4 separate regions of the Homo sapiens genome follow, and regions 1, 2 and 3 are each linked to region 4. The links are chromatin contacts, found by Hi-C or POLR2A ChIA-PET in ENCODE. All regions are on one chromosome and are shown on one strand. The core of a region is the stretch at or near the end of the contact, and the rest is flanking DNA. Distances in the headings are between cores, read along the strand shown. Region 1 overlaps PICALM (phosphatidylinositol binding clathrin assembly protein). Region 2 overlaps SYTL2 (synaptotagmin like 2). Region 3 holds the start of CREBZF (CREB/ATF bZIP transcription factor). Region 4 holds the start of CCDC83 (coiled-coil domain containing 83).

What was found. Hi-C counts contacts between places; a loop is a spot of excess contacts on that map. ChIA-PET counts read pairs that join two places held with the same protein, here RNA polymerase II (POLR2A). Pooled maps may share reads with other maps.
Region 1: a loop to region 4 is called in a pooled map, with 3 times the contacts of the local background. The contact joins the enhancer-like site here to the promoter of CCDC83 in region 4. A Hi-C loop is called at or near these places in 4 of 168 maps with a recorded cell type or tissue (HepG2, colonic mucosa, heart right ventricle and 1 more), 4 of 37 single-sample maps with no recorded cell type and 4 of 50 pooled maps. POLR2A ChIA-PET finds 5 or more read pairs at or near these places in 1 of 52 experiments (A673).
Region 2: a loop to region 4 is called in a map of endothelial cell of umbilical vein, with 2.2 times the contacts of the local background. The contact joins the enhancer-like site here to the promoter of CCDC83 in region 4. A Hi-C loop is called at or near these places in 2 of 168 maps with a recorded cell type or tissue (PC-9 and endothelial cell of umbilical vein) and 2 of 50 pooled maps. POLR2A ChIA-PET finds 5 or more read pairs at or near these places in 6 of 52 experiments (AG04449, Caco-2, H1 and 3 more).
Region 3: a map of IMR-90 shows a loop between it and region 4 (14-fold over the local background). The contact joins the promoter of CREBZF here to the promoter of CCDC83 in region 4. A Hi-C loop is called at or near these places in 12 of 168 maps with a recorded cell type or tissue (B cell, CD4-positive, alpha-beta memory T cell, CD8-positive, alpha-beta T cell and 8 more), 7 of 37 single-sample maps with no recorded cell type and 20 of 50 pooled maps. POLR2A ChIA-PET finds 5 or more read pairs at or near these places in 12 of 52 experiments (CD4-positive, alpha-beta T cell, CD4-positive, alpha-beta memory T cell, CD8-positive, alpha-beta memory T cell and 8 more).

What each region holds. Positions count from the first base shown.
Region 1 is chr11:86,018,248-86,023,886 of GRCh38, forward strand. It overlaps PICALM (phosphatidylinositol binding clathrin assembly protein), which reads right to left. Exons shown (of 20, transcript NM_007166.4): 4 at 4,120-4,222. Among named protein-coding and RNA genes, the nearest start is that of PICALM, 48 kb to the right of the region's middle. Within about 2 kb of position 3,349, at least 2 of the 41 ENCODE cell types and tissues checked have a DNase peak (open chromatin) inside an H3K27ac peak, as active enhancers do.
Region 2 is chr11:85,721,381-85,727,421 of GRCh38, forward strand. It overlaps SYTL2 (synaptotagmin like 2), which reads right to left. Exons shown (of 20, transcript NM_206927.4): 8 at 2,652-6,041. Among named protein-coding and RNA genes, the nearest start is that of CCDC89, 38 kb to the left of the region's middle. Within about 2 kb of position 4,696, at least 5 of the 41 ENCODE cell types and tissues checked have a DNase peak (open chromatin) inside an H3K27ac peak, as active enhancers do; they include PC-9 and endothelial cell of umbilical vein, where a contact is called at or near this core.
Region 3 is chr11:85,660,854-85,666,791 of GRCh38, forward strand. It overlaps CREBZF (CREB/ATF bZIP transcription factor), which reads right to left and starts at 4,276. Exons shown (of 1, transcript NM_001039618.4): 1 at 1-4,276. The coding sequence starts at 4,022. The coding sequence ends at 2,958. RefSeq lists enhancers at 2,900-3,139, 3,250-3,539, 3,810-3,859.
Region 4 is chr11:85,853,721-85,859,876 of GRCh38, forward strand. It overlaps CCDC83 (coiled-coil domain containing 83), which reads left to right and starts at 1,663. Exons shown (of 11, transcript NM_001286159.2): 1 at 1,663-1,864. It also overlaps a transcript of SYTL2 not described here and the pseudogene AHCYP6.

The DNA.
Region 1 (5,639 bases), core at 2,099-4,598, 170 kb after region 4:
TGGCATTCAAAAGGAAGGGGGAGTGTGCTCAATATCACCATTTATTCAATCAACTAATATAAAATGAACACATATGAACGCATTTTTCATGATGATGGAAGAATACAAATAACTATTTAAGCCAATAATTTAGTATAACTTTTATAAAGGATAATTTGGTGTTTTGTATTAAAATGTTAAATGTATATATATCTCAATGACTCATCAATTTTAATAATTTATTCTATAGAAAAACTCAATGCAACCATACATAAAAGGATGGTCAATCCACTGCTTTTATAAGATTAAAAAAAGGGAATAAATCAGATGTACACCTGCAACATAATTCTACAGCCATTCATAAGAATGAGATGGATTGAGGCCAGATGAGGTGGCTCATGCCTGTAATCTCAGCACTTTGGGAGGCCGAGACAGGTAGCTCACTTGAGGTCAGGAGCTCAAGATCAGCCTGGCCAACATGGCAAAACCCCATCTCTACTAAAAATACAAAAATTAGCTGGGCATTGTGGCGGGCACCTGTAGTCCCAACTACTTGGGAGGCTGAGACAGAAGAATCGCTTGAACCCGGGAGGTGGAGGTTGCAGTGAGCCAAGAGCACGCCACTGCACCCCAGCCTGGGTGATAGAGCCAGACTCTGACTTAAAAAAAAAAAAGAAAAAAATGAGATGGATCTATGTGTACAGACATTGAAAATGTCCAAAATACACAGGAGGGGAAGAAAAGCAGCCTTCAAAGAATCTGATCCAATTTTTATGTAATTTTCTATGTGCCTTTATATACATATTTCTATTTACTCGCACAGAAAAGGTTAGACACACTAAAATGTTAACATTTTCTATGAATTAGGATGGTATTTTTCTTAAATTTTATTACTTTTGTAAACATAAAAAAAAATCTTAATAAATCAAACTTTACTACTTACAATGAGAGTCCTCTCCAAAAGGTGTAGCCTACTGAGGTTTTTGCCATGATATAATAATTTCAATTGCTGTCATGTCCTCAATTTATACCTGATATTCTTGATTTTTTTCTTTTGTATTTATACAGTCTGACGTGTATATGTGTGTGTATAATGCCACTTTTGCACTTCTTCTTGGTCCCCACTCAATTATGGCTCCTCCTTGATTCAACTAAGTCAATACTAATTTTATTGTACTTAATCAGGAGCTATTTTCCTCCAATTAAAAAAGACTGCTCTATTAAATAAAAAAATTCACCAACTATTCTCAAGACTGGCCCTTCAAATTAGAACAAAAGTTACCATTTTAAAAATCTATTATTCTGAAATCTGTAAATACACTGAAGATCAACTTCACTGAAGACACTTTACAGTGAAATATTATTGGACAGGATACAGAGGTTAAAAATCAGACTTCTAAAAAAGTTCTCCACCATAATCTTCTACAAAGTGCTTAAATATATGAAACAAAATCTGTAGAATTTACTTTAGGTATATTCCAAAATAATCACCTCCTGATGGATTTGGAATGGCAGCATAGAACATTTAAATTCAGCTTTAAATTTTCTTGCATAACTAAGAGGTTACCTCTATATTTTAATTAAATTTTTCACTTCAGTCCATTAATTTAAAATTTCAATAGAACAATCTAAAGGAACACATCAATTGCTTAGACCTTTGGGATCACTGAGCAGCAGAGTGGCTCAGGAAGGCATTCACCAGACTATTTCTGTACATGCCAGATTCCCTTCAAGACAGGTCTTCATAGCTACAAGGGTCATCGCTGCTGCTAAGAATGTCTTCAGTGGCTTTCTCCTGAGGCCTCATCCTATATCCTAGGAAAAAAATCTGCATATCAGGTGTTATCACTTATAGAAGCACTGACTATATCATTCATGTGACTGGATCATGTACTAAGATGATTGTTATTTAGGGTGCAGCAAAAATTAAATGCATCTTCTGCATTTAAGATTAAAAGAAAGCTTAAATACAAAACAGCACTGAAAGAAATGAAAAAAGATCCAAATAAACAGAAACACATCTCTTGTTCATAGACTAGAAATTTAATCATTAAGAAGGTAATACTCCCCAAACTGATCTATAGATTCAATGCAATCCCCCACAAAATCCCAGCTATCTTTTCTGCAGAAATCAAAAAGCTGATCCTGAAATTCACATGGGAATGCAAGGGGCCCAGAACAGCTAAAACAATCTTGGGAAAAAAAAAAAAAAAAAAAGAATAGAATTGGAAGACTCACACGTTCTAATTTTAAAACACACTGCAAAGCAACAGTAATCAAGACAATGTGGTACTGGCATGAAGATATACATACAGATCAACAGAACAGAACTGCAAGTCCAGAAATAAACCTTTACATTTATGGTCAACTCATCTTCAACAAGGTACTAAGACTATCCAATGGGGAAAGAAGAGTAATTTCACAAAATGTTGCTGGGATAACTCAATATCCACATACAAAAGAATAAATTTGGACTCACCTCTCACACCATATACAAAAGTTAATTCCAAATAGATAAGAACCTAACTATATGGGCAAAAAATACAAGATTCTTAGAATAAAAAGTAGGAGTAAATCTTTGTGACCCTGGATTAAACAATGATTTCTTAGACATGATTACAAAAGTACAAGCAACCAAAGGAAAAAAAAGATACACTTAATTAATTAAAAATGTTTGTTCTTCAAAAAACACCAACAAGAAACTGAAAAGACAAGCCATGGGAGAAAAATATTTGCAAATTATTTATGCGATAAGAAACTGGTGCCCAGAACATATTTTTTAAAATTCTTGCAACTTAACAATAAAAAGGGCAAGTAACCCAATTTAAAAATGAGCAAAAGGCCAGGTCAGTAGCTCAAGCCTATAATCTCAACACTGTGGGAGGCCAAAATGGGAAGACTGCTTGAGCCCAGGAGTTCAAGACCAGCCTTGGCAACATAGTGAGAACTCATTTGTATGAAAATTTTTTTAAAAATTAACTGAGCATAGTGTTGCATGCCTGTGTTCCCAGCTACTCAGCAGGCTGAGGGGGAAAAATTGCTTGAGCACAGGAGGTCGACACTGCAGTGAGCTGGGATGGTGCCACTGTCTCAAAAAGTGAAAATAAAAAATAAAAACAGGGCAAAGGGTTTGAAGAGGCATTTTTTCAAAAGACGATATGCAAATGGTCAACAGCTCAAAAAAAATGCTCAATATCATTAGCCATCAGGGAAATGCAAACTAAAAATCACAAGACACCAGTTCACACCCACTAGGATGGCTACCATTTAAGAAAAAAAAAAAAAGGCAAAAAAAAACCCAGAAAATAACAAGTATGGCAAGAATAGGGAGAAACTGAAAGTGCCATACATTGCTGGTGGGAACGTAAAGTGATTCAACTGCTTTGAAAAATGATTTGGCAGTTCCTCAAAATGACAAACATAAGAGTTACCATATGACACAGCAATTCCACTTCTAGGTATACACCGAAGAGAATTAAAAAGATAATCCACATAAAATCTAATGTTCACAGCACCATTATTCCTAATAGGCAAAAGTAGAAACTATTCAAGTGGCCATCACCTTATGAACAGATAAACAAAATGCAGTATATGTCCATAAAGTAAAATATGATTTGGCTAGAAAAAGGAATAAAATACTGATATATGAAATAACATGGATGCTATAACTTGGACATATCATGCTACACAAAGGTCACATATTGTATAATTTCATTTATATGAAATGTTCAGAATAGACAAGCCCAGAGACACAGAAAGTAGATTCATGGTTGCCAGGATCTAGGGGAAGAGGGAATAGGAAATGAATGCTAATAGGTATAGAGTTTCTTTGTGGAGGTGATAAAAATGTTCTGAAATTAGTGGTGATGTTGGACAACTTTGTAAATACACTAAAAACCAATGAATTACACACTTTAAAATGATAAATTTTGTTATGTGAATGATATCTCAATAAAGGTGCTATAAAAAGAACTTAAAAACAAATCCTACCACAAAAAGTACTTGATATACCTCATCAAAGAAAAATGAGGCTCATCTTTTAAAACTGGCTAAAATTTCATAATTCATAATCTAGTAACTCCTATGTTTTACATTTTTAAAAATTCAAATCAATTAGATGTCAAAAAAAGCTTAACTCACCCTCTCTTCACTTTTGTGAAATCAAATGCAACTTGTCTGTATGAAACTGCTTTCTCATTTAAATATCTACTATACCGCCTAATAAATGTAGACATGTCATATCCTGTAAAAAAACAAAAACAAAAACAAAACAAAGAGAGAGACAAGTTTTTATAAATGACTAAAAATCCCAATATGCCTAGAAAAACAACTCATTGCATCCAATGGCTATAAAATGTCTTGATATCCCAATTCAATTTAGTATGTAAATTAAGTAACTAATTAATAACATTACCATTAAATTCTCTTAAGGCTTCATATTTAAATCAGATAAGTCCTATGTAGTTTTAAAAAAAAAACCTCTTCCCTTAGAACTTCACTATTCTCTCAATATTCCTATTCTTTATTCATCAGGAATTAGAAAAACGTTCTTTTACACAACTTGATAATCTCACAACTCAAATTTAACATCCTATGGAACCACAATCCCATTCCTCAAATCAAGCAACTTTATATAATTTTTATACTCCTAAAATCTTTAGCTGTATTTAGAACCATAACTTGTATGTGCCAACCTTATAAAAAGTATAAAAAATTACTGTGTAATATAAGAAATGGCAACATGCAAGTTCAGGGTGTAACAAAAACAATTATATGAATGTTTTCAATGAAACTTTCTAAATGAATACATAAATCATTCTAAGATTTTGTTTCATCATGACCTTGACTTGAAAACTTTAGCAACATAAAATCTAATCAATATTATTTTCTAAAAACACCAAAAACTTTGTGTTTTAGTTATTACCTGGCTCAAGGAAGTCTATAAATTTTTGCTCCTCATTGAAAAGTGAACCCATTTTATCTCATATTCATCTAACAAATTTAATTACTTGGTCTTTGCTACCTTTAAAAGACAATACCAAAACCAACCAAAATGTAAACTAACTGGATTTCAACATCACCAGTTCATTTATTTAGCAAAATATTTATTGAGTGCCTATTAAGTACCAGTGGAGAAAAATCAGTGAACAAAATAGAAAAAAAAATACTGCTCCCATATGACTTCATACCTACTACTGTACACGTCAGGTGTTACATGCTCACATTCCTCAGCTCTTCGGTTCATATGGTTCTATCTACTATACCCCATCCTAAGACGGTAAACACCTCTCATCCTTCAAGGCTCAACCTCTCGTCTACATAAAAAGAGTGAAATTATTAACACCTTACCACTAGAATTGCTTAATTTCCATCTTAAGAAAATGATAAATCAGTCGCTAATAAGACACAAAAAACCTACTTGGATATATGCATAAACTCTGCCTAGAGCACTGCTCTGCATCTTGTTTTCCATAGACTTTTAAAGTTAAAATGAACTGAATGAGGGAGGAAGTGAAAATTAAAGGATGAGTAGGCAGTTTCTTCCATGCCCCTGAAAATAGAGACACTCCATTTTTATCTATAATATATATCTGGCTTCTGTTTAAGATTTCAAAAAGAGGCCAGGTGTGGTGGCTCATGCCTGTAATCCCAGCACTTTG
Region 2 (6,041 bases), core at 3,446-5,945, 130 kb before region 4:
GTGTATAATTGGGTACACATATGAGTGCATTCTCCAGATCAAAGGTTGTAGACTTTCTGGGTTTCATGATCTAGTATAATTTCCAATGAAATGTTGGGAAATAACATGGGATAGTCAAATTTTTATTTTAGTAAGGCATTTTAAAGTTGCGGGAGGGAGGCCTCTATCATTTACTAATGCCGTTATTTTATAAAAGGAATGGCTGCATCATGAATAAGCTTAAGTACTGACATTTATTACTGCTGTATTCTCAGTGCCTAGAACAGTGGCTGGAAATAAACACTTCAAAATATTTGCTGAATCAATGAGTGATTCGATTAAGGAATCAATTAATTTAAGAACCACTTCTCTAGACAATAATTTCCTGAAATACATTCCAGTTCTGCCTAGTACATTCCATAGCAAATGGATTCTAAGATGAATTAGATTTGGATGTTCTCTGTTCAAATTTAAAATGTTCCTTACTGCGGACCTTCTCTGTGCATAATGGCCCAGCATTTCCAAAAGTATTTGACTACTGAACCTTTAATTTTTCCCAAAGGAGCATACTGAGGTATTGCTTAGTTAAGAGCTCAGCCGCAAGTCAAATGTGTTAGCTTGCTCCCCAAAATTACAGTACCCTTATAGTAGGTTTCTCTTCATTTTTCACCCCACCCCCACTGCAGTTTGCTTTAAAATAATAATTTAGGTTAGAGTATATAAACCTAAATTAAAATCATGACTATACCATTTGATACTTCTTAATTGGCTTGTTATTCTAAAATGTCTTCTCTGGGCTCTGTTTAGGTGATTTTTTTTTTTTTTTTTTTTTTTTTTGAGATGAAGTCTTGCTCTGTAGCCCAGGCTGGAGTGCAGTGGCGTGATCTCGACTCACTGCAAGCTCCGCCTCAGGGTTCACACCATTCTGCTGCCTCAGCCTCCCGAGTAGCTGGGACTACAGCCACCACCACGCCCGGCTACTTTATTGTATTTTTTAGTAGAGATGGGGTTTCACCATGTTAGCCAGGATGGTCTCGATATCCTCACCTCATGATCTGCCCGCCTTGGCCTCCCAAAGTGCTGGGATTACAGGCGTGAGCCACCGTGCCCAGCCTAGGTGATTATTTAACGCTGCCTTTTTAGATAGGCTTTTTACTATTCAGTCAGTTATGCTGGGATACACATTAGATGATAGTCTCTAACATAATTGCAAATTTGCAAGCGCTCCTTCTCCTGTGGGTCAGTTTACACTAGCAACTCATGGGCAGTTTAGTAAGAGCCTACCTCAACAAGTTTAACATGCTGGCTTTATTCTTGCCATTACATTAATTAATTATTAATTAATTAAATTTATTTACTTTAGAGATTAAATAAATTTAGAGATTTAATTAGAGATTTATAAATAAATATGTATGGTTTTAGAGATTGATATTTCAATTTCTTTCTTTTTTTTATTAACAACAAAATTTTTTAGAGGGGCTTCAACTTAACTGAATAGGATTAAAGGTGGATTCTTTGGTCAGTGTTCAAGAAGAGACCCTATAGCTACTTACAAAGGAGTCCACACCTCAAAGTAAGCCACTCAGTAAAGCTTATCTATTTTCACTGGAACGAAAAGGAGCTAAACAAATGACAAATTCTACTAAACTACAAGGAAGGCAATCAGCATCAGTTGTGCAACTTTGGTTAAAATGTCCCAGCCAAAAAACATTCTCTATCATTTCATCATTTTAATCAGGTAGCTTCTCATTCCTATTTGCTCTGGGGTTTCTCTGCTAAAATGTCCACATGTTGATTAAATAGCAAACTGAGACAAGCCCTACATTTTACAGCCTGGCCGCCAAAACCAACGCCCCCACGTTCATGTAGATGAATGTGGAGATCGACTCAGGTCATCAACTTAGCCAAGGCTGGAGCCAGAGAAATGTACCTGGCCAGGCAATGCCCTTAGGTGGCATCAGGTGAGTCATCTGGCCAAAGTCATACTCTAGAAAGGGAAGATTGTGCATATAATTGAAAATGAGAGGGAGAAAGTGGCAACAAAACACCACAGCACAAGGTATCTGAGGGAAGGAAAGTTCCGGCCTTGTATTTTGTCCCTAGCATTTAGCCACCACTGTGGTAAGATATTGCTCCCGAATGGGAAATTTGTGTCCATCTGTGGCACATCTTTGCGACAAATCTTACCAGACTTCTATAAAGGTTGCCAATTAAGGAAGAAATTCTAAATATTTCCAGGAGGAAAACTAGCTTAAATGTATTAAAGGTACTTTCCAAACCCAAAAAGTCATTTAAAAAGTATTTTTTGAAACCTAAAAGTTCTATAGGTAGATTAAAGAGAAGTCAACTCAGACTCTGAAACAGCCTTATAGGAAAGCTGTTTTACGTAATGCATTTGATTAAAAAATATAAATAATTTTTTTAATTAAGAAAGTCTCAGGAACACAGAAGTGGTAAGAAGAATTTAACATCATTTAAGAATTATGTAATGCATTTGATTAAAAAATATAAATAATTTTTTTAATTAAGAAAGTCTCAGGAACACAGAAGTGGTAAGAAGAATTTAACATCATTTAAGAATATCAAATTAATCCCAATTAAAAAAAATCATCCTTTACATCAGCATTCCATAAAGCAGACTCACTGTGAGTTAAAAAATTTTAAATGCTCACTGGAAGGATTTCTCCAGCTCTCTGCATTAGAACTGGTGTTTCCATCTGAAAAATCAGACTCAGAGAAACCTTCTTTTTCTTCCTCTTTCTCTTGTTTCATATATGGCGATGCTAGAGTCAATTCAACTTTACTTGTTTTTGTAGAGTTTTCTTTGTTCATCAGGAGAGGAATGGGTTGCCTATTTCTGGACACACTAATTGCTTCAGAAGCCTCTCCAAAGCCAGGTTCCTGAAGAGTCCCTTGTCCCCCTGCAACCCCACTTTCACTGTCCCTGTCCTCTGGGGGGGTTACAGTTTTAATGGTCCCTATTTCATGAGCCACATAAAGTTGTGGGGTTCTAGGGATCTCAACTCCACTTCTGGAACCACAAAAATCTACCAATAAATCAGTCACAAGTGCGTCTCCTCCCAACATTTTATCACATTGGTTGACTTGAGATTCCAAACCATTACTTTTATCCTTCATTTCAGAGGTCTGTGAGGCTGCCCTGTAAAAATGGGGCACTGTCCCCAAGAACCTGGTCTGCTCTGACTGTGAGGACTCCTTCTCGTGAGTTTCTTCTCTCACTGACACCTGGGGCTGATAAGGAGGAGCTTCAGTTATTTCTTTAAGAAGTTTCTCAAAACCAGCATCAAAAGCACTCTCAGTTATTAACGGAGCCTCGGCCTTTTCTACTGTTTCTTTTAATTCCTCAGGATGGCATTCAGAAGTGGCTCGCCTGGGCTCCTCTGTACTACCTATTAACTTTGATGGAGAAAGATTCCCTGTATCACTTTCATATTTTGAGGGGAAGGTTTCAGTTTCTTCCTTCAGTAGTTTTTCTAAGCCAGCACTGAATTCGAGGAACTCTGATTTGGGTTGAACAATTGTTTCCCTCACAATTTCTTCCACTTCCTGAGGGAGGCCTTTGCCATATTGAGCAACAATGGAAGCAAATGAGCTAAGCGTCTGGTCTGATGGAGACATTTGGGCAGCTAAATAAGATCCAACTTCATGAGTTTTATCAGGAACTACATTGGAGGAATAAAAATCCTTCCTGTCTGGAACTATGGTGTCCATCGTAGCCCATGGTGATATCACTCCTGGAGGATTTAGGGGGCTACATACTGGCTGTACTGCTTCAGGAAATTCTGGGTTCACTTCTCCAGGACCTACTTCCCTTCCAGCTGGATAACTTAACCATACTTCTCCACACAGCTTCTGTAATGCAGCACTTACATCATTCAATACAGGTCTGGGTGGAAGAATGACTTTCTCTACAGTCTCCGAAATTTCCGTTTGAGAAGGGTGTACCCTAGCCTGGGGAACAAGATGAGCATCCTGGGGAAAAAGCATATCTTGGGGAGGGCTGGCCACATCCCCAAAAGAACCCTTTCTGGAAAGCTGGGAAGTTGGATCCAATGGATGAGAATCTTCTGCAGCCATCTGAATCAAATTCTGTGTGCTTAGCTGGCACTCACCACTTTCAGCTTTCTTGAGGAGAGCTGTATTTCCAAAAGTTTCATCTCTCACTGGAAAAGGAGCTAGTATTTCTCTCTTATCAGCTGAAGTATTGTGACTCTGTTCTATCCCTTTTCCAAAAAATCTCCCCTCTTCCAGCTTAGAGTTGGTTCCAGTGATAACAGGCGCCAACTTGGCTTGCAAGGGAGAGGGTGAAGTTCCAGTTGCTTCCTTCAGGAGTTTGTCTAGACTAGCAGTCAAAGAGTTCCGTTTAACCTTTGGATGAACTACTGTTTTGTCAACATGCTCATTAATGATCTTCTCAGGTCCTTTGACTTCTTCCTCAGTATCAGCAAAATCTGTTTTTTGAGGCCATGTCCTATTTTCAGAAACACTTGGTTCAAGCACTTGTTTTCCATGAACTTTTCCACCAGAGGGTTGAATTGCTGGTGTTGAGGTTTCTGAAAGCAGTTTCTGCAAGCTGTCATTAAAAGTGTCTTTGCAGTCTTTAGACAAAACATTGGTTTTTATTATGGATTCTTGAATCTCTTGTTCTGAGTAATCCTTTTCTTCCTTAAACACTGGAGTAACAATCCCTTCCGTATTCTTTTCCACATTTTCCTTTGATGACTCATTTCCTGGCAACTGATAAGTATACTTTCTAAGTGGACTCAAAGGAAATGTGATTTCATCTGGTAGCACCTGGAGTATGCCCTTTGAATTTAATTTCTCCATTTCCTCTCTTGCCATAACTTTTTTTGGGCTTAGAAGCACCTCTGCTTCATGGGTATTTTTACCTGATAATTTAATGTCGCTGAATTCCTTGTGTTTCTGCCTATTAAAAGGTGCAGAATTTTTTTGGCTTGTGGTGGTAATATTCTTGTCATTATCCTTACTGTTTGAATTAGCTTCTAAGTCCCAAAACTTTCTCAAATTCTCAAACTGAGAGGGATTATAGACCTGTTCTGCATTGGGTTCATCCATTCTTTCTTTTAGGGACATAACTTTAAAGTTGGCATTTGATTCACGAACTAGAGGTCTGTCTTTCTCCAATGGAGCATGTCGTTCACTCCCGACATTTGAGGGAGGTTGCAGTGCTGGTAAAGTAATGTTTCTTCTAGAAGGCAAACTGTCTGCCACTTGTGATCTTTTTATAGGCTCATTTTTCTTATTCTGAAACAGAGACACTTTATCTGATTGCTCAGCTGAAAGATAGTATCTGGATGGACCTGCTATTTGTGGCTTGGTCTCTTTAGATTTATTTGAGGAATAAGAATTGGAGAGCTGGGATGCTTGATCATCCTCATCTAAGACCACTCGTTTGGGAATGGCCTGATTATATTCACTCTGGTCTGTAGATAAACTGTCCATGGATGATACACCCTGTGACTTCTTCACAGGCTGATATGCTTTAGCAGAAGGTTGTTCCTGGCTACATGAAGATGTGGGTTTTTCATGAGTTATCTTAGCACCAGCTTTCTCTCCTTCCCAAAAGGATATTCTGTCACTCACTCTTTTGTATTTCTCTCTCTGCACTTGGTTCTTGGGAACCTCACCAGCTTCTTGCTGGAATTGGACCTCAGGCTTCTTCCAAGGAGAGCCATTGTTGGCAACCCCAGGTGTTGACTTAATATTCTCTGGCTCTAAGGAGGCTTTCAGGATATAGGTATTTCCTACTTTGCTCTTTCTCTCTGCATTCATGTTATCTTTCAAACCTGGTTCTTTGACAACTGTTGAAGAGTCAAAATTCACTTCTGAGTGTCCTCTATTTTCTTCATGAGCATGAAACTTGGGTTCTTCTTCACCCAAGTTGCCAATATTATTAGTGTTGCATGGAACTTGGTTTTCTGCATCAGATTCCTTGAGAACACTGTAGGAATAGTTACTATTTGAAGGAGATGCCCCATTCCCTTTTCCTGGGCTTTTTGAATCTTGGCTATAGTCCATAT
Region 3 (5,938 bases), core at 3,026-5,525, 190 kb before region 4:
GCTACATCTTTAGTCTAGTTCTGTATTTTACCAGAGGCACATTTAGAAGAAAAACAAAAGGGTCACCCAAATACTAAATTGTTTTCAACCATTACAGTAAATAGAGCCAAACCTAGAAATTTCAAAAACAATCCATTTTATATTCCAGAAATCTCCTTTATCCATGTGCTAATCATCCAGAACACAATTTTCTAAAAATAGTAAGACAACAGTTTCACATTAATCATAACTTTTTTAATTAACAAGTAGTGAATCGGACACTTTAAGATATTGTTTACTACATACTGAAATAAACAGATCTGTTTAAATTCAGAAACCCAAACATTTACAGTAAAATGTGCTTACACATAAATATGACCAAATTTATTTAAAGCCCCTATTAGATAGATCCTAAGTACATGCAATTACCATGTAAAAACAAGACCATGAAGTTGATGTAAAAAATGACAAAATCACTAAGTCACCAAAACTAGAAAAAAAAAAATGAAATGGAAACTGAGAAAAGACAGTTAATAAAACATAAGGAACCTAACAAAGCAGCTTTAAAAATAGGCCATACTAATCCTTCCATTTTCAAAAGTTCTTATCAAGTAATTCCAAAAACTGCCATTTATAAAATGACATTCTAAAAATCTACACTTGGAATTTCAAAGTATCTCAATTCAGAAAGCTTTGACTACTGTTTCTCCCCAGCCCACAATTTCAAATAATGCAGGAAAAGTATTGACGTAAGGAAGAAAATACTCCAACAGAATGTTATAGTTTTTAGAAAAATGAACTTACTGCTTTCCAGAACCTTTTAAGACCCACAGTCAGCATTAACAATCATTTTTCCTATTTTCATCCATTATTTTCCAATATCATGTTAGAGATGAATAAATTCTTTGAGCCCATAACTAAAAGATCAACAAACCTGGTTTTATTATGACACCATATTTTTGTCATTGGTACTGCACAAAATTATATACAAAGAAATATATACAAAATGTTCAAGTATTAGTTAAATTTCAATTCAAGGCTTCTGTTTCAAAAAAGCTACATTTAACATATTTCATAAAGATAGCACAAATTAGTCATTTCAAATAATCTTTCCAACTACTTTTGGTTTATATATATATATATATATGTATATATATATATAATTCAGTAGGCACTAAAAACCCATGCAGCTGCATTGTGAGGGGCTTGCTCCTGCCCTTAGGTATAAGCAGGTTCATCACTCCAATTTGTGAGTTTGGCTACTACCCATTCATGCTCAAGTGCAGTAGTAGATGATTTTACAAAATATGCTGTGATGCACTGGAAACCAAAGACCAATTCAGGTCTCAAATCGTATTATCTAGCAACAAAACATTTACAGTTGTGCAAGAACAAGGATTCCATTTTCATAACCAAATAACAAAATAAAACATTTTATGTGTAAGATAACTTACATCTTTGGACTGCTGGAAAATACTTTTTAATTATGAACATGTTAAAAATAAAAAACAGCAGAAGCCCTGATATTACCTCTTTTTCCTCATTTCTTATACTACCTTTTAAAATAAAGCAGGAAATGTGGCCAGCAGCTGGTCCCGTCTCTTCTGCCCCAACAGCTGTATCCACTTTAGCACAAAGAAAAACAAGGATGCTAAATACGTATATACTTTATCAAGCAGTGATGTTTCACAAAGAATTTCTTAATGCCTCTTACACTGAAGGACACCATAATTCAATTTATACAACTGGTTAATAGATTCAAGGGAATAAATCCCACCTTAGGAAAATAGTACCAATCGTGTCATTTAAGTGGCCAGAACCACTCAATTTAAAAAATTATTTTAAAATAGGACAAATACTTTTGAAACACAGAGAATAAGATTCTTTGTGAAGCCTCACTTTACACGTTTTCATTCACATTTCACAACCTTCAATATCTAATCATACATATATAAATTTAACCTAAAATTTTAATACAACAAAAATAAAGATGTTCAACAATTTATTCAATCTCAGTGATAGGGTAATCACTGCTGGTCCTCAAAGAAACATTAGCCATTCTTATTCTCCAATTAACTAAAACGCAGGAGTCTCATATGTATGTTAATTTCCAACTTCTCTAATGGTGAGACATTAAAATGTTACTCCATTATAGACTGTTTCTATATCTCATACTGAAAACTAAAAGGCATTGTTGATATTTAAGAGATACCTGTCACCTCCAGCAAAATAACTATCACATTTGTGCATGCCCCAAATACTTAACTGTCAACCTCTGAAAAGTTGCCCTAAAATCGGAATTCCAATTTGCACCTTGTACAACTCGGAACTTCCATTCAACTTCACCTGTTTCACTGTCTCCAAACTGTCTCTCTATAAGCAGGTTTCAGTGTACAGTTGGAACCGATGTCATCCAAGGCCATGTCCACACTGGGGACAGAAGAGCTAGGTACACGCAAGTCTGAATAAGGGGACACATTAATAGCTATTTCAACCAGAAGAGGCATCTTAAATACATTCTTGACCAGCACAAGTCTGTTTCCAGGGTGGACAGGGCCCAAATTAGATTTCCCTCCCACCTTCCAAAACAGAAAAAAAAAAAAAAATCACACACACACAAACTGAGATGTTGCCCATTAAAGTAGACAAAGCAGCAGAGCATGAGCGTTACGGGAAGAGATGGATCCTTACCAGGTTGTGAGGCGGGAACGACTGTTCTGTAACCCCTACAACGGAGCCTGGCAGGAAGGAAATCACCTAAAAAAGAAACTGTCAGAGAGATTTAATAGTCACATGTTATCATTAGGAGTTGGTTACTGTGTCACATTCATGCTTTTAGCTAAACACTTTAAGATTCAATATTACTTTTTTTCTCTCCTCTGAAATGTGTCCGGTGAAGATGTCCCACTAAGGTAAGTTTGACATGGTGTAAGGGAGTTGAAAGGGGTAAACGCGGATAAAGAGCAGATTACTTGACCCTACATTTTAAGAGAAGACGACGCCTTCCGGGCGCACGCCGAGCAGAACTCCACCGACACCTTATCCTTGTCCACATGGAGACAGACTCCTCCCGCCGAGTCGTCCTCTTCCAGCAGGTCCTGCTTCTGCTTTCCCACCGGCAGAGCGTAGTCGTGGTCACCGGCGGGCGAGTCTCTGAAGAGCGAGGTGGTCAGCCGCAGTCCCACGCCGCTCAGCCGGCTCAGCAAGCGAGCCAGTCCAGTCTCGTTGGCTAAGACTGCCCGTAGGTAGCGACTCTCCTCCTGCAGTGCCTGTACGCGTTTGCCCAGCTCCCGATTCTCGGCCCGCAGCTCCTGGTTCTCGGCTGCCAGACCCCGGACTCGACTCTCCAGCCCCATCACGTACTCCTTCTTCTTCAGTCGATTAAGGCGGGCAGCGGCCGCCGCCGCCTTCCGGGGACTCTTTGTCGCCGCCTGGTTGTTGTCGTTACCGCTGCCGCCACCGCCGCCTCCTCCTGGGGACTTTCTCCGCCTCTTTTCGGCGCTGCCACTGTCACTGCTGCTGCTGCAGCCTCCGATACCGTTTAACAGCCTTTGCAGCAGGTCAGAGAAGCGCTGCATTTCAGCAGCCGCGGCCTCATCGTCATCGTCCCCTCTCCACAGGCCGCCGCTATCCGAGCCTCCGCCAGACGAGGAGAGAGGCCCCGGCGAGCTAAGCCCGGGGTCCAGGTGCCAGTCCGGTTGCCTGGGGTCCAGGAGATCCGCCAGTTCCAGCCCAGACAGAAAGTCCATATCCTCCGTCTCTTCCCCCGGGAGGCTGGCGATCGCCTCCTCCTCCATCTCCTCGGGGGAGGGCGCGCGCACGGCCACGCCGCCGCGGCTCCCCCTCCCGGCTTCCAACTCTCCTTCGTCGCCAAACTGCTGCTTGCGGCCGGGAGATCCGGCCGCCGCCGTCTCCTCCTCCCCCGCTGCAGCCCGGGTCAGGTCAGAGGGCAGCGAACAAGTTGCAGCCGGCTCCGGGCTCTCACTGCGGGTTGGGGAGTTGCTGCCCGAGGCTGCCAGCAGCTTGGTCAGGCTATGCCTCATGAGGGCCAGCGGCGGGCCGCGGTAGGCCCCGGCCGCTAAGAGTGGGCCTCACGGGCCCCAAGGATCCCAGGCCCCAGGGCGGGTAGCCCCCGGCACTGGCCGAAACGAAATGCAGGGAAAGGTCCGAGTCGCCTCCCGCCTCACTTGGCTAGTCGACCCCCCGCGCCAAGGCGCGGGGAGGGACGGGAGAACGAAGCGGTGAGGCCCTGCGATGACTCGACCGCGCCACCCAGACAACGGCGTAGCCGGAAGTCAGTGGTTTTCGCCCCAGTCCCGCCCACCGCGTTTCGCGCGCCACCAGGCCGTAGTGTCGCGAGATTTCAGGGTGCTTTAGAGTGGGAATAATTCCAGCTTTCTAGTGATGTCATAATAACAGCGGCAAAAATAACAAGTCTCTAGATTTATCCACCCTAATTCAATACCACCCAATACCCAGACTCAACAGTTCAACACAACATTTTGCTATATTTGCTTTATCTTTACATAAATGCTTGTAAATTTTTTTTTTGCTGAATCATCCTAAAGTTGCAGATGAGACACCACACCCCTGCGTACTTCAGTGTGCATCTCTAAAAATAAGGACTTTTTTTTCATAATCATAATACTATTACCAAGTCTTCAGAAAATTAACAATCGTTTACTAATACTATTTAATACCTGGGCCATACTAGATGTCCTCAGTTGGATAATGGATATGCTAGTTACCCTAACCTGATCACTACATTCCATATGTATAGAAATATCACTATGTACCCAATGAATATGACAGTTATTATTTGTCAATTAAAAAAAATTAAAACCAAAGCAAAATGAATGTAGAATACAACATTGCTTACAAAAATTGTCTTCAGTTGTTCTTGCCATTTTTGTAAGTAGATGTTTTCACTTGAGCCAAAATCCAATCAGTACTGACTTACTGCATTTGGGTAACAAACAAACAAAAACTCTGACAAATAGAGCCAGGAAAGGCTATGAAGAGAGGGTACTCATGCTTGTATGCCTGAAAACAAAGACTGTAAAAACCACAACGTTGCACAAAGACCATCACGACCTTATACAAAACCTCTGCAAGGATGTCTGCCCAGAAACTGCCTGTCCAACCTTTAACTGACGTCACCCTTGTTATTGACCTTTGTAGCTAAGATAATTAGTTCAAAACAATGTGTAACCATCCTCATTTTTTTTTCCTTTAAAACTCTTTGTCTTCCTTCGTCTTCCTGAATACACACATAGTTTACTATGGCATGCGTTTTCCCACTGAAATGCTCCATTCTCAAAACATGTCTTTTATTTTAGAGACCTTTTCTGTTTGTTATTTAGGTTCACATCCCACAAGGGATTTCAGATTTGAAGCAGTTTACAAATACAGATATTTAGGTTCACATCCCACAAGGGATTTGAGATTTGAAGCAGTTTACAAGTACATTAGAATATAGTAAAACAAAACATTTTGAATTTTTAAAAAGCAAGGCCAATAAAAGATGAACTAGGAAGAGAAGGATTTCTGAAAGGGGAAAAGGTTAATCTTGGAATTGGATGGATGCAATATCTTACTCAGTTGTTTGAATTGGGCTAAAAATTGTTTCCTGACAGCCCAAACAAAAAAAGAGAAATGAATTTTCCTTTGTTCATGAGTAAAATATACATGAATTCTTTAACTGCTCTTCTAGTTCTTAAATCTTAAAGAAACTTCTCTATAGGATACTGAATAATGTAGTAGATATCCTCGAGGATAGCTGCTTCTATACAGTATTTCTTAGAGACACAGAAAGCAAGGTCCAGGGAAGTTGAACACTGACAGGTCCCAAATATTGAGAAACGTGCCTGGTACTGCATAGGCTTCAACAAATATTGAGTGAGTGAGTGAATAAAGTCTACAGTTTTGACTGAAGCCATAACACTAAAGCTCACCTGAA
Region 4 (6,156 bases), core at 413-2,912:
TTCAAACCCCATAGTAAACGAACAAGATAGACCTTAACTACTGACTAATTCTCCAAAGCAAAAAGTCAGGAAAATAAAAAAATCTCGTTAAGCTGTAAAAAATAAAAATAAAAATAAAAATACATATCCAGGTACATACTCTTTCTTTCTTTGAGACAGAGGCTCGCTCTGTCACCCGTGCAGTGGCAGTCTCGGCTCACTGAGATCTCAGCCTTCCAGGCTCAAGCAATTCTTCGGCCTCCACCTCCGAAGTAGCTGGGACTACAGGCACTCACCACTATGCCTGGCTAATTTTTCGTAGAGATGGGGTTTCGCCATGTTGCCTACGCTGGTCTCAAACTCCTTACCGCAAGCAATCTGTCCACCTCGGCCTCCCAAACTGCTGAGATTACAGGCGTGAGGGATTGTAGGCGTGAGGGATTACAAGCATGAGCCACCGCGCCCTGCTATATTACTTATTTCTTAAACACCTGCAATTCATTAAAATACACCATGTATAAATTATAAATCATAATATTATCAAGAACTGTTATTTCTAAGTGCTGAATAAATGAATATTTCCACTCATTAAAAAAAAAAAAAGTTGTCCGTTCAAAGCCAGTGTCAAGTACCAAAAAAAGAAAATTATCTTGCGGCAGATAATGAGAAATAATGCAGGAGAGGAAAGAGGAACTTTAAAGGCTGTACGTGTAGGATTTTCTTTTTCTCTCTCGGAGGAAAGAACAGCAAAAAGCGAAGAGTGGGAAATGCTGGACTTAAATTCCTTTCTTTAGGTTTACGAACAAAAAAGGAAAGCGAGAAGAAAAACAGAATCAAGGACTTATACAGCAGGAAGTTGCCCTGTAAGCATTTAGTCCAGGGACCTGCCATTCTTATTAAGAGCTAAAACCAAAGAATTAGTGCACGAAAGTAGAAAGAAGACAAGCCGCCATTGTGGAAGGAGCGCAGCGGGACAGAGGCGCGCAGAAGCCTCACCAGACAACCAGGCCCCGTCCCCGTCCCCCGAACTGTGCGGAAAGCGCCACCGAGTCCAGGCGTCTCATTTTACAGCGGAAGACACAAACTCTGAGATCCAAATGACCTGCTCACGGTCACAGCACGAAGCCCGTGGGCCCTGTGTCTACAGTCACCAACTTCCAGGCTTGCGACTAAAGGGAGCCAACGAGCGCGTGAGCGTTTGAGACCAGCTGGCTGAGGGACGCCGAAAATCCCGCGCGGAGGAAGGCGGGAGAGCGCTACCGCTGCTACCAAGGCGGCGGCGCGGGCGCTCGGCCGGGACCCTTCCCTGCGTCGCCACCAGATGGCGCGCTCGGCCCGCCGTTCGCGGCTAAGCTAGGGCGGGTGGGGAGGGAGTAGGGAGGAGGACGTCGGTTGCCTTGGAAATGCAGGGCGCAGCAGCCGCTGCAGTGGAGCCGGTAGGCCTGGCCGGCGGGCTGAAAGGAAGTGCGAGCTGTCCGCCCAGGGCCGGGTATCCGCCCCTGCAGGCTGTGGAGGGGATGTCAGGAGACTGGCTGGCCTCTTTTCTTGGCCCCCGACTCCTTCCAGTCTGACACTGAAGACTTTATAAGCTTCCCCCCGACCACCCTCCACGGGCTCCACTCTCCACGGGCCTGGGCTTGCGCCGCTTCGAGATCAGCCTGGGGGTCGCGCCCTCCTGGTCTTGTCCACGAAGCGCCGTTCTTGGGCCGTTAGGAGCTGCTGGGAAGGGCTCTGATAGGCCCACTCCTCTTCTCCACCCAGGAGATGAGAAGGAGGGCAGGCCTTTTTAATCTGATCAGAATGTTAACCCATCTCTCCGCCTTGCGGTAGAACCCCTGGATACATTATTTGCCCTCTCGAAAGGCAGGCTCTGAATTTGATTCAGGTTTGTAACCTTCACGGTGCCCTCACACAGCCCCTAGCACACAGCAGACGCAGAGCAGACTAAGAATGCCTTCCATTCTTATGAGGCTTTATCACTTGACAGTTTTCCCAAAGCGTTTGGAGCCTCATAGCCCGGACAGCAACTAGGACAGATGGAGGAGGAAACAGGTCAGAGGTTCAGAGACTTGGCCTAGGTTATACAACTCTGTGCAGGAGCTGGGACTAAGCTCGGTCTTGCTTCTCTTAGTGCCTCTCTCACCAAATTCTGAGTCTAGTGAATGCTTTCTGAGGACCTCACATACTCTTGCATCCTTCTCAATACCAGCGCAATGCTCTTCCGCTGTAGGTACTTCATATGTGCTAAGTGTGTTATTGATGTCTTTTACCCTCATATCCCAATTCATAGATTGGTTTCAACTTCTTGCTCTGGATACTACAACATTCTTCTAAAGAAAACACTTGGTTTCTTTTATGAATTTGTCACATTTGTACAGTGCCATGTTGTTGCCTCACTCCCTTCCTTATCCCATAATTTTCTGCTGGGCAAGAGAGAGAGTTGAGGAAGTGATTAAGAGATGGGAAAAAGTGCCCTATCTAAGCCAAAAAAAAAAAAAAAAAAAGGAAAAGAAAGATTCCTGTGATGACAGAGGGGAAAAATAATGACTGGGTATTTATCAGTCTATGTGATAATTGCTCATGGATTGCCTTACAGCCACCTCCAGAAGATCCTCTTTAGACTCACTACTGCTATTTGAAGGTAGAAAGAAGCCTTTTTGTTCTCTACCATTATTATTGCATATTTTTCCCTTATCCTCATAATAATATTTTCATAGTTATTTTTCTTTTCTTTGTTGATAATTCTAAAACTGAAGGACAGTAAGAGTGGGAAAAAAATGTAGTTCTGGTTACTAGAGAAGTTAGTGTAATATACTGCAGTTCAAACTATTTGATATTAGCAACTCTGGATCAGAAGACGGACTAATTTTAAAGCTAAGACTCCAATATCTTTGGGTACTGCAGTAGAAAAATGTGCCATGACTAAAGGATTGGTGAAGAAAATACATGCTAATGTAATGTACATCATCAGTCGTCCAAGTGAAACTTGAAAATGTCACTCATCTAGATATTTTTAAATACCTTGATTTTAATATATGATTTTAACATATTTCCAAACCGGGCAAATTTTACATTTTAACACTAACAATTTTGGTCCCTATCATATATACATAATCAATATGAAAAGCGGTCTCAATTTTTAAAATTAATGTTTTAGGTGGTACTATTACCACTGAATGGCTTTAAATTAATTCAGGATTTTTAAAAACATTTACTGGAGACCATTTCTAATTAAGTTAAACATGTGTTCTGTGCAATCTCATTTGCAGTAGCCACAAAACGAATAAACTACCTGGGAACCCCCTGCCCAGTGCCATACCCCCAGTGCCTGTCCCCAGATCGAGGCTTGGGCCCCTTCAGCCATGTCTATCACAAGCACCACCAGCATGTCTGACAAACTGCCCTACAAAGTCACTGACATTGGCCTGGACTTCTGGGGATGCAAAGCCCTGGATATTGTGGAGAACCAGATGCCGGGCCTGACGTGCATGTGGGAGCTGTACTCAACCCTCCAAGCCCTCGAAGGGCACGCGCATCACCAGTTGCCTCCATAGGACCCATGGAGATGGCCATCCTCATTGAGACCCTCATTACCCTGGGTGCCAAGCTGCAGTGGTCCAGCTGCAACATCACCCAGGACCATGAGGCAGCTGCCATTGCCAAGGCTGGCATTCCAGTTGTACGCCTGGAAGGGCGAAACAGAGGAGGAGTACCTGTGGTGCACCAAGCAGACATTATACTTCAAAGACGGCCTCCTCAACGTGATTCTGGATGTCGCTTGGGCCCCCACCAACCTCATCCACACCAAGTACCCACAGCTCTTGTCGGGGATGTGAGGCATCTTCAAGGAGACCATGATTGGGGTCCACAAGCTACACAAGATGATGGCCAATGGGATCCTGAAAGTGCCTGCCATCAATGTCAACAACTCCGTCACCAAGAGCAAGTTTGACAACCTCTCCGGCTGCCAGGAGTCCCTCATAGATAGCATCAAGTGGGCCACAGACGTGATGATTGCCAGCAAGGTAGCAGTGGTAGCAGGCTGTGGCGACATGGGCAAAGGCTGTGCCCAGGCCCTGTGGGGTTTCAGGCCCATGTCATCATCATCAAGATCGACCCCATCAACATACTGCAGGCTGCCATGAAGGGCTATGAGGTGGCCACCATAGACGAGGCCTGTCAGGAGGACAACATCTTTGTCACCACCACAGGCTGTGTTAACATCATCCTTGGCTGGCACTTTAAGCAGATGAAGGATGATGCCATCATTTGTAACACTGGACACTTTGACATGGAGATTGATGTCAAGTGGCTCAACAAGAATACTGTGGAGAGAGTCAACATCAAGCCCCAGGTGGACTGGTATCAGCTGAAGAATGCACACCACATCATCCTGCTAGCTGAGGGTCAGCTGGTCAACCTGGGTTGTGCCATGGGCCACCTCAGCTTCTTGATAAGTAACTCCTTCACCAACCAAGTGATGGCGCAGACTGAGCTGCAGACCCACCCAGACAAGTACCAGGTTATGGTTCTCTTCCTGCCCAAGAAGCTGAATGAGGCAATGGCTGAAGCCCACCTGGGCAAGCTGAATGTGAAATTGACCAAGCTGACTGAGCTGCAAGCCCATTACCTGTACTTGTCCCGTGATGGCCCCTTCAAGCCAGATCACTACCACTACTGAAAGCCAGACCTGCCCTTCGCCTTCCAACTGCTGTCCTTGTCCAGGCCCTGCCTCTCCTCCCTAAGAGCAAATGGCACCCACTTTGTGATTGGTTTGTCAGTGTCCCCTATTGACTCCCTGGGGCTGGTCACTCAGTTTTTGGCCTCTGCTGCATCCCTCATACTGTTCCAAGTGTGGCAGGGGGAATTGAGAGGCCCCTCCTCAAGCCTTGGTCATGATAGGGGTACAAGGGAGACAGCCACAGGGAACTATGAATTCAATGATCTTGGAACTTCTCACTAAGTCAGTCCTTCCTTAGCCTGGAAGTTGGTAATGGAGTCACAAAGCCCATATACTTTACCATCTAGGCATTCACCCGGTCTGTGGACTTATACCTGTGTGCTTGGTTCACAGGTTCAGTGGTACCTCAGCCCATGACAGAAAAGCAGCAGCTATATTGAAGGGCAAAGAGGAACTGTTGTTTGAATTTTCCTGAGAGCCTGACTTAGTGCTGGGCCTTCTCTTCCACCTCATAACAATGAGGTTGGTACTTTTAGTCTCTGTTTTATAGGAGTTAGAATAGACTGTTAAGGGACAACTGAGAAAGGACAGAGAATTGATAGCCAGAGGTTGAGAGGGGCCATAAAAACATAAAAGCAAGCATAGATCTGCTACCACTTTGTAACAAGATAATTCCTATCACAACCCTGGGTCAAAAAGAGAATAATCTGGTCCATAATGTTTATGTTAAAAAAAAATAAAAAGCAGGAAGGTGGGTAAATAAAAATCTTGGTGCCTTAAAAAAAAAAAAAAAAAAAAAACCCCTAGGAATACAGCTTACCAAGAAGGTAAATGAGTTCTACAATGAGAATTTCAAAACACTGCTGAAATAAGTCAGAGATGAACACAAACAAATGGAAAAACATTCAATGTCATTTTTCATGGAATTAAACAAAACTATTCTAAAATTCATATGGAACCAAAACAGAGCCCTAATCACCAAATCAACCCCAAACAATAAGAGCAAAGCCAGGGGAATCACACTACCCAACTTCAAACTATATTACAAGGCTACAGTAACCCAAACAACATGGTACTGTTACAAAAACAGACATATAAACTAATGGAACAGGTTAAAGGACCCAGAAATAAAGCCACACACCTACAACTACTGGTTTTGTGACAGAGTCAATGATAACAAACAATGGGGAAAGAACTCCCTATTCAATAAATGGTGCTGGGATAACTGGCTAGCCATATGTGGAAGATTGAAACTGGACCCCTTCCTTTTACCACATACAAAAATTAACTCAAGATGAATTAAATACTTAAATGTAAGACCTAAAACAACAAACACTCTAGAAGAAAACCTAGGAAATACCATTCTGGACATTGGCCTTGGCAAAGAATTTATGACTAAATTCCCAAAAGCAACTGCAACAACAACAAAAAATAGACAAGTGGGACTAATTAAAGAGCTTCTGCACAGCAAAAGAAACTATCAACAGAGTAAACAG